Regions from separate parts of the Mus musculus genome. Here all the other regions are linked to region 2. A link is a contact called in ENCODE POLR2A ChIA-PET data. All regions are on one chromosome and are shown on one strand. Each heading gives the region's core, a stretch centred on a gene start or an enhancer-like site at or near the end of the contact. The rest is flanking DNA. Distances are from core to core; before and after follow the strand shown.

Evidence for each region. ChIA-PET counts read pairs that join two places held with the same protein, here RNA polymerase II (POLR2A).
Region 1: POLR2A ChIA-PET joins it to region 2 with 15 read pairs in embryonic stem cell. The contact joins the promoter of Zc3hav1 here to the promoter of Luc7l2 in region 2. POLR2A ChIA-PET finds 5 or more read pairs at or near these places in 4 of 5 experiments (Patski and embryonic stem cell).
Region 3: POLR2A ChIA-PET joins it to region 2 with 19 read pairs in Patski. The contact joins the promoter of Ttc26 here to the promoter of Luc7l2 in region 2. POLR2A ChIA-PET finds 5 or more read pairs at or near these places in 4 of 5 experiments (Patski and embryonic stem cell).

What each region holds. Positions count from the first base shown.
Region 1 is chr6:38,353,265-38,356,478 of GRCm38, reverse strand. Zc3hav1 (zinc finger CCCH type, antiviral 1) reads left to right here and starts at 1,876. Exons shown (of 13, transcript NM_001347122.1): 1 at 1,876-2,564. The coding sequence starts at 2,257.
Region 2 is chr6:38,549,894-38,553,104 of GRCm38, reverse strand. It overlaps Luc7l2 (LUC7-like 2 (S. cerevisiae)), which reads right to left and starts at 1,771. Exons shown (of 10, transcript NM_138680.3): 1 at 1,197-1,771. The coding sequence starts at 1,257.
Region 3 is chr6:38,379,748-38,382,848 of GRCm38, reverse strand. Ttc26 (tetratricopeptide repeat domain 26) reads right to left here and starts at 1,325. Exons shown (of 18, transcript NM_153600.2): 1 at 1,256-1,325; 2 at 636-773. The coding sequence starts at 1,258.

The DNA of each region.
Region 1 (3,214 bases), core at 627-3,126, 200 kb after region 2:
AAAGTTTTAATGGTTTTTTTTTTCAAATATTTGAATAAAAGTCTTTCTTACAGGTGGGGGTAGTGAAAATGTTTTAATTCCTTGTCCTAAACAGAAGTTTATAGTATCTGATAGAAAAGACTCATATTTAATATTTATAAAATCCCCTTTACTTGGTCCCTCATCCATCCCCAGGAGGAGGGAGTTGACAATTCTAGATCCTTCAAGGGACTTCCTCTGACCCCCTAACGGGACACTGCTATTTCTAAAGCTGATGCCCTCTGGGAGCTGGGATTGTTTCTTTGATTTCTGTGTCTTCAGAGTCACTACTGTAAGGACCATACCGAAGATAGTAAACACATTGATCTTACTTGATTTGATAAGAATGGGGCTCTGGAAACCTGCCAGACTGAAAATAAGGCCAAGTGGATTAAAAGACAAGACAGAAGCAAGAGTCAGAGTCAACAAGCAGCCAGATGAGGCCCGGGCTTGGCTGCTTTACAGACCACCGTTCCAGTGAGTCAGAGAGAGCGGCTGTGCGTACCACACCAGAGGGATTCTCATTCGGGTTTCTGAAGAATTTGAAAGACTTTATTTCTTATGAATTTGTTTTTAAATTTTAAATTACATTTATCAGAGAGAGAGGGGGGAGGAGGAGGGAGGGAGGAAGGAAGAGAAAGAGTGTTGTGGAGGTCAGAGGGCAACTTGCTAGAGTAAACTCTCCCAGCATGTGGGGAAATTCTGGGGGTCAAATTAGTGTCCTGTGTTTTAGCAACTGGTGCCTTTACCTGCTCAATTATCTTCCTGGCCAATAATCCCTTTGCCCCAGTCTCACAAGTGCTGATATTACCGGCATGCCTTCACCACGCCAAGCTTTTAATATTATTTTAGCGTGTGTTTGTCTGAGTGGGTGGGGTCACTCGCACCTCCCTCTTGTGAAGTTTGAAAGCATCGCAGTGCACACTTCTCCTGCACCGTGCCTGCAGATTTTAAAGAAAGGGTTCCCATCTGATCGGTGAGCGCTCCATTCATTTCATTTCTGAGTGCTGAAAGGAAAGCCCCTTTCTTTTTCTAATTTGGGTCTAGTGTTTACTGGCCTGCAAATTAGCTGAGAATACAGATGAGACAAACTAAACACAATTGTGCAAAAGAAGTTTTAAAGTCACAATTTAACAAGGGGAGGAGGCCGAAGAGCGTATAAGGTTTGTGTGTGGTGAGTGTGTTTCACTACGGAGTCTGGAAGGACAATCGGAGTTTTTTTTTAATGCTAATGTTTGGAGCAGCAGAATCTTCCGGAAAGCTCCCTGGGGACACGGATGGCTCTTTAATTTCATCAGCCTTTGCTTTCCTCAAAGGGAAATCTAGTTATTATTTCCTTCTGTCTCTACAGTAACTCTACGGTAAGGTAAGGGTTTACCTTAAAAATCATCTTCATGCCAAGGGGGGAGGGGTGGGGGAAATCTGAAGACATTCTAAGCAGTTGGTTTGAGGCACCAAAATTGGAGATTTTAAGTTAGCAAGGCCAGAAAGGATCAAAGAGTGGGTCTTCAAATAGCTCTGGAGAAGGCTACGTAAGAAACCAGGGAGAGTAACAATCACCGCCCTCTAAGAGGGGCTCGGCACTGGGTAGAAAGTGCGTAATCCTAGATCTGGTGCCGCGGAATCAGGCCCGGAAACAAACTCTCGAGAACCTCGGTCATCCGAGCTCCACCTGTTCCTTCAAGTTATTTCCCCAAGTGCGGAGTTCGGATAATATCCATGTCCTAAGGTGGTGGCGAGCATTGACGACACTCGGCGGAGAGTCCCGCTTACAGGAAGCGCTCACCAGGTCTGCTCTTTCCGGGGCTGGGTGGGGCTGATTTGAGGACGCCTCTAGTGGGCCCCCCAGGATGCGTCACTCTCCTCAGGCTCATCAAAACTCCACCCGAGCCTCACGAACGTCCTTACTTCCTCTCTTCCTGGTAGCAGCCTTGCAGTCCCGAGCTCGGGGGACCTCACGTCTAGCCTGGAACCGAGGGTACCGCGCCGCGGCGGACCTGCCCGCCTAACGTCGCTCGCTTCCCATTCGCTCTCCCGCGCGGCTGACTTTAAATCTGACCCCAGGACCTCGTCGTCGAGGTCGGGCCTCGCGACACCACCGCCGGAGTTGGAAAGCGAAACCGCTCTGCTCTGCGAGCGGCACCGCCCGCGTCCGCCCCTGGGACCGCGCGTAAGTTTCGATTCTCCGTGAAGCCGAGTCCCGCGCAGCGGCCGGAGCAGCGGCAGCCATAGCGCGCCATGACGGATCCCGAGGTATTCTGTTTCATCACCAAGATCCTGTGCGCTCACGGGGGCCGCATGACCCTGGAGGAACTGCTGGGTGAGATCAGCCTCCCCGAAGCGCAACTCTACGAGCTGCTGAAGGCAGCAGGGCCCGATCGCTTTGTGCTATTGGAGACTGGAGACCAGGCCGGGATCACTCGGTCGGTGGTGGCTACTACTCGAGCCCGCGTCTGCCGTCGCAAGTACTGCCAGAGACCCTGCGACAGCCTGCACCTTTGCAAGCTTAATCTGCTCGGCCGGTGCCACTATGCACAGTCCCAGCGGTGAGTGCAGCGGGAATGGGGAAGGTTCTCTAATTGCCTAGTCCGGCGCCGCGGGGCAGCTTCCTAGGGGAGGCGGGAACCGGGTGGATATGGCTCACTCGGCTGCAAACCCCTTCTCCCTCTATCCCTCCTAATCTCTAGACCAGTGGTTCTCAGCCTTCCTAATGCTGCGACCCTTTAATACAGTTCCTCAGGTTTGTGACCCTCAACCATAAAATTATTTTCGTTACTACTCCGTAACTGTAATTTTGCTACTGTTATGAAATGTAATGCAAGTATCTGTGTTTTCCAATGGTCATATTCGACTCCTGTGAAGTTAGACCCCCAGGTTGAAAAATCTGTAGCCAAAGCGCTATTGGAAAGGCGGACAAGGCTGCCTCTCTACCCTTCTCACCTCCCACCAGAATCCTAATTAAAGTACGTTTGCACCAACCAGAGTTTGTAGAAGTTGCAGGCACACCTTTTTCTCCTTGCTACTCTGGTACCTCGAATGTTGCGATCGCCCCAGAATCCTAGCGGTGCTGCCCAGTCTCCTGTGTCTCGGGTGCGCCAACTCCTGGATCGCTGTGACCCTTCACTCCTTGTCTCTCCACCTGGCCAGATAGATAACTAAAGGTATAGTGGCCTCTCAGCCTTCTTCCTAGTATGCG
Region 2 (3,211 bases), core at 522-3,021:
TATCCACCTGTATCTATCTTTAAGAAAAATTTCCAGTGGGTTTTTATTAGGACTTAACCTTACACTGAAAGCTGTATTAAGTATTGCTAAAAAAGATTTGAAATAGGTTCTATCTTCTCCCATATTTTCCGCAAAGAACTCAAGAAAATTCAACAGGATTTACAATTAAGCTAAATTTATGTACGTCTTTTCTTGTAAGCCAAACTTGTCCAAAAAAAAAAAAAAAAAAAAAAAAAAAGCATTTAAATCGCTAAAAAACTTGCCTAAACGAGTTTTTACAAGTCAGGATTTGGACTTGTTTTTTTTTTTTTTTAAGAAAGTGCTGAACTTTAATTTGAAAGTACATTGTTAATTATCCCCCAAAAGCAACATTTCATCATTTTTAGAAACAAACACGTAAATAACTCTTTCTAAGGATTCTAATCTAACTGTATTTTTAAAAGCCCTTTCCTTCAATTCTAATTCAGTGGGCATCAAATATCCAAAATGATTCTGTTTTCAGCACAGGTAAAATTTGCCAATATTTACTGAAGTCTCTAATACGTGGTCTAACAAAATGGAGGTCTCTCGGTGGGAAAAAAAAATAGGCCTAAACACTTCTACAAAATGGGGCCAAACACACCCACTTTAAGAAACCATGGTTTGGGTCAGATTTTCCACACACACGAAAAAAAAAAGTTGATTCTGTAAGGGCTCGACGAAGCGTCCCTGGAACTGGGGGTTAGTAGTGGTTTCGTTAAGACCAGGGAGGGAGGGGATGTTTCTCTCCACACTCTAGAGGACGGCGGCGAGGGGTGATCCGAAAGCCCAGAGGAAAGGAGCTGGAGCTGGGGGTGGAGACCTGAGCGCCCCGCCGGTCCCTGATCAATAGTCAAACTGACCGCCCCACTACTCCAAGACAGACTTGGGCTCTCCCAACCCCGCCAAGTCAACAGCAAAAGGCACAAACTCCCCTTTCTGCTCCCAGGCCCCGCCTCGCCGCATTGGCAGCAGTTCCCGCCAATCCGCACGGTCACCGCCCCCAAGACCGCCTGCCAAGCCCTGATTGGACTGGAAGAGAGACGGGGGGGACCTCGCGCTACCAATCTGGGAACCCCTTACTCGGCCGCACGCGCGCGCCCAAGTGCTCCCTCGGAGGCCTCCCCCTCCCCAGGCACGGCCCCTCCCCCACCCCCAGGGCTCTGGCAGCGACTTACCGTCCCGAGAGGTGCCCATTAACTGGTCCAGCATAGCGCGCATCTGGGCCTGCGCCGACATGGCGGCGGCGTAGCGGGCGGGCGGTCGGGCGGGCAGGCAGGCGGGGGTGGGGCACCGGCCGGGCCCTGGCGGGCGGGGGACGAGGGGAAGGGGTGGGGGAGGTGCGGCGCTGTCTCGGTGGCCGCCGCGGCCTCGAGGCCCGCGAGTAGGGAGTCGGAGGGGTCGTGGAGAGTCCGGGCTGCGCTCCTCACGACGGCGTGAACGCGGAAAATGGCAGCCCCCCTAGAGAGTGAGCCCTGGTGCCCTCACTCTCCGTCCGGTTCCTGAGACAGACGCGACACAGGCTAAGCCGACTCTCGCCTCCTCCCGACACCAACACCCGCCAGAAGCCGTCAACCCCCCCCCCCAGCAAGCGAGCTCTGACGCGGCTCGCAGCCGCCGCGACGGGAGCGCGCACGCAGCTCGCGCCTAGTCGTTTCCCGTGGGGGTTCGGCCAATCGCCATCCACGTCGCTGCGCTCCGCCCTGCCCCTCCTACGAAGGGTCCCACCCTAACGGCTCCCGAGCGCGTTCACGTCTGCTCACCCCGCCCCTCTCGGAGGCTGAGTCTCGCGAGAATGATGCTCTTTTTTTTTTTTTTTTTTTTTTTTTTTTTAGCCTACTCCGAAGCCTCTTCGGCCCCGGGCGTCTAAGCAGCAGGTCACTTAGGCCTTTGCTGTTTGCCGCCCTGGCGTCCAGCCGCAAATTAGCCAGTGCCGAGCTTAGAGCGAGTCGCAGTAAGTAGTGCGACAGAAGTTCTCAGGGTTAGTGCTTTCCCGACGGATGCTGGCGGAATCGCAAGCCCGTGGGAGCCCCGAGCCCGAGCGGAGGACACCTAACCTTATCCTCAGGCCACTGCCCCTCATCAGTGCCCGAGTTCGGGACATGTCAGGTTCAGGAAAAAGAAAAAGCAAACAAACCGCGAAATCAACACAGTGGAAATCAGGCCTCCCGACCCCTTCTGCTACGTTTAGGACAGCTGGAAGCTGCTAGTCTGAATTCGGAGCTGGGCAAAGTGAGAGCTTGGGACAGGCCATAATGCAGAGCAGCGTTTCCGTGGGGTTCTTGGCTGACTGTCGCCCTGCACTCCCACGCCCTGCTGACTGCGACCTTCCAACCGTAGTTGATTTCTTAATCTCAAGGCTGGTGGGGCTGAGGCCAGAGTGAGCCAACGGGAAATACTTAGGCCACGGCTGCTTACCGGTTTTCGAAAAGGAAAAAAAAACTGGCGAGTCTTTTAAGCTGAAACGTCGCAACTTTAGATAATAACTGGGAAATTATGGATATTTTTTGCCGTTTCATTATAATTGCCCATGCATTGAGGAACTAAAACTTCAAACTAGCGCCAGCTTCATATTAAAATCATATGAAAGAATCATCACAATTCCAAGGTTTAACTAGGCACTGAGCCGATGCAAATTACGTTATCTAGTCAGCAACTTGCCAAAAAAAAAAAAAAACACAATTATTCAGAGTACTGTTTTTGAGACAGGGTGTCAATGTTATGAGAAAAATAGCCTTAAAAAGTGAGAATACCGGAGACTCAGCATAGGTTAGGAATGGAGACATTTTTCACCTCTGCAGAAGTTAGGCATCACCCTGACACAAAAGACAAACTGAGCTGCCAACTTAGCATAAAACTGTTTAGTTGTTGTTTGGGTTTTTGTTTGTTTTTTTAATTACATGTCGTCTCTCTCCACTTTTTCTTCCCAACTTTTGGTTTTTTCGAGACAGGGTTTCTCTGTGTAGCCTGGAACTCACTCTGTAGACCAGGCTGGCCTCGAACTCAGAAATCCACCTGCCTCTGCCTCCCAAGTGCTGGGATTAAAGGCGTGCGCCACCACACCCAGCTTCTTCCCAATTTTTAACATTACCCTCTCTCCAAATTCCTCAGCCTTCTGGTTCAAGACACAAATATTACCCAGTGAAGTGCTTGAAGCCCAAGGTGGGCACCTGCTCCTCTTCCATTTGTGAGC
Region 3 (3,101 bases), core at 76-2,575, 170 kb after region 2:
TTTCATTAAATAAATAAATAAATAAATAAATCTTTAAAAAAGTGAGATTTGCACCTAGCATTGGTTTAAAAAAATGACCCTGACATACAGAGTTGAAATGTTTTATGGGTTTACAATAGTTTTAAATTGTAAATAGTAAAAATCACTTATTTTTTTTAACCAAAATGTAAATAGGAAGAAGTTACAAATCACTCAGGATTTATGGTAAATAATGTGTGAATTGACACTGTTAAATGTAATACTGTATTCACCATTTGTGGAACTAAAAATTAATAATTTTATGTGTACAAGTGTTTTGTCTTCATGTATGTCTACATACCATATGTTTTGTTGAAGGAAGCCAGAAGGCCTTGAATCTCCTAACATTTAGTTACTAATGGCTGTGAGCAGGCACGTGAGTACTGGGAATTAAGGTCCTCTGGAAAAGCAGCCGATACTTTTAAATGTCGAGCCATCTCTCCAGTCCAAAATGTTTTGTATTTCATCAGGTTTATAGTTAACTTGGAATCTGGAATATGCATCTGGCTATGTTTGTTTGGATTACCCATAATGTACCCACCCGTCCCAATAGCATAGTAACCAGCATTCAACCCACCATCCACCAGACTGAGAAGTAAACCTTCTTTGGACATTACCTCCAATAGGGTAATGGCGCCAGTGAAATCTCTCTGCGAAAGTAGATCCTCTAGTTTTGGAATCTTCCTCCCTTTCTTCTTTCTTTTGTCAGTGTGCGGTGACTCCCCGCCCACAGCGGGTTTGGCCCTTGAAAGCATCTGTAAAACAAATAGCAAAGACTGTTCTATCAAAAGTCATTTTTAAACTGAGGGTAACAGCTCTCAGTCAGATCTACCCTTACCATCAGACCCTAGGAAGTCTATTCAGATTCTTTTTTTATTGTGCATTTTAGTAAAAGGACCATTACCTACTACTGAAGGGGAACCGAATAGCTACTTCCAACAACTTTATCCATAAGAGACAAACAAACACTCACGCAGCTTCTACTACCTAGGTCTTCCAAGATTCTTTTTTCCAGTTCACAGTCTAGTATCGGGAAATGAAGAAGCAGGAGGGAAGAGAGCATCGAGGTACATAGATTTCTTCGCATCCCTCCCTATTCCCGGTGGAAACACTGGAGGGATAAAGGGATCGCCCTCTAGAGACGCACCTAGATTCTATCCAACAGTGCGTTGAGAACTCTAAACCCAGGTACAAACCTATTCAAAATCCCCCACCCTTACTATTCAGAGCCACTAACCATCTTGGCGTCGGTCCTGTGAGCCCCCGCTGCAGATAGTCTGCAAAGGCTGTGCTTCGGCGAGTTGCCACATCCACACAGCGAGCTCCGTTTCCACGGCAACGCCGCCGGGAGGCTGGTCCTTCTGAGAAAGGGCTCGTCCCAAAACCAATGTCCTAAGCTTCTTGGTTCCGTGTGTTTCCGCAGCTGGAAGAGTAGGTGCTTCTCTCAAGGGAGTTAATCCTTGTTGTTTGTGCTGAGGATGAAAATGGGGCTGTGTCTCTACTTAGGAAAGCAGTTTAAGAAAAGGCGATTTAGAAGTACTATTACAACTAGGAAGTATATTTCAAAAGCAAGTTTCTTGGGAAGGTAATTTTCAAGGACCACTTCCGTTTTGCCTGGGGTGAGGACGACAACAGCTCCGCTTGTCTCGTACATTGTCTCTGTTTTCTGCTCGTTTCTGCTGGTACCTGCTGAAGCAAAGGATAGTTTGGAGGCAGAAGTGATACCAAAATATTTCCTCGAGACAATGTTAATCCCAAAGATGGGAGGAGAAAGACCACCACCCCAAATCATCATGACCAAATTAATTAAAGCAAGCTTTTTTATTCGTGTACACGGACTGCTTCTCTCTAAGGCCAGTTTGGAGAGATCAGCATTGGATGTGAGGAAGACAAGGTTTTTATAGATCATGGGGGTTGCGGGGGTGAAATGGGGAAAATAGGAGGGAGAGGTGTTATAAGAGCAGAATATAACAATAACAAGTTAGTCCTAACTACCTCCTGAAACAGTCATGGTTGCAAGGTGGGCATAACAACAGATAGCCATAACAAGGTAGTTATAAAACCTTTTGAAACAAAGGTAGAGTTGCAAGATGGTTCTAAACAACTTTTAGAAACAATGTCATGATTTGGCATTCTTGGAACGGTCAGTACAGAACCATTTGTAGTTAAGGCTATAGGCGAGGCATAGCTCAATCTGAGAAACAAAAATTTAATCATAAGCAGGAATGAACCTAGTTTGTTTTTACTATAAGGTGACTTCTGTTTGTTTTGTTTTTGCTTTGCTTTGCTTTTTGTTTTATTTTTCAAGATAGGATTTCCCTGTGTAACAGCTCTGGCTATCCTGGAACTCTCTTTGTAGATCAGGCTGGCTGGAACCCACAGAGATCTGCCTGACTCTGCCTCCCAAGTGCTCATGTTAAAGGCATGTGCCACCACACCCAGCTATAAATGGGCTTTTAAAGTCTAGGATGGAAGCAGGCTGGTTCTTCAACACACCTATACACAATTAGAAACTATAAAAATGTGTGTACAATTAAAGCAAGAATGGAGTATTTACTCCAGAGCAGCGTTAATTTAGTTGCAATATATACATATATATATACACATACATATATATATATACACACATACACACACACACATATATATATATATATTTTTTTTTTTTTGCTTTGTTTTTCGAGACAGGGTTTCTCTGTATAGCCCTGGCTATCTTGGAACTCACTTTGTAGACCAGGCTGGCCTCGAACTCAGAAATCTGTCTGCCTCTGCCTCCCGAGTGCTGGGATTAAAGGCGTGCGCCACCATGCCCGGCTGCAAAAAATATTTTCAAATGATGGAATTGTGGAATGTTGGAGCTAGAAGAGACCTTAGAGGGCATGCATGCAGTCAAACTTTCAGAGCAGATCCACTAAAGGCCTAAAATCTTAACAACTTGTACTTATATATACTATAAATGTATGAAAAGCGTTGCATAGACTTCTCCAGCCTTTGCATCTCTTCTCACATTTGCAATCTGTTGGTGAGTGAATGACTTTTGTCTTTATATATACACGCTTGTATATACACAAATTGGTATGCAG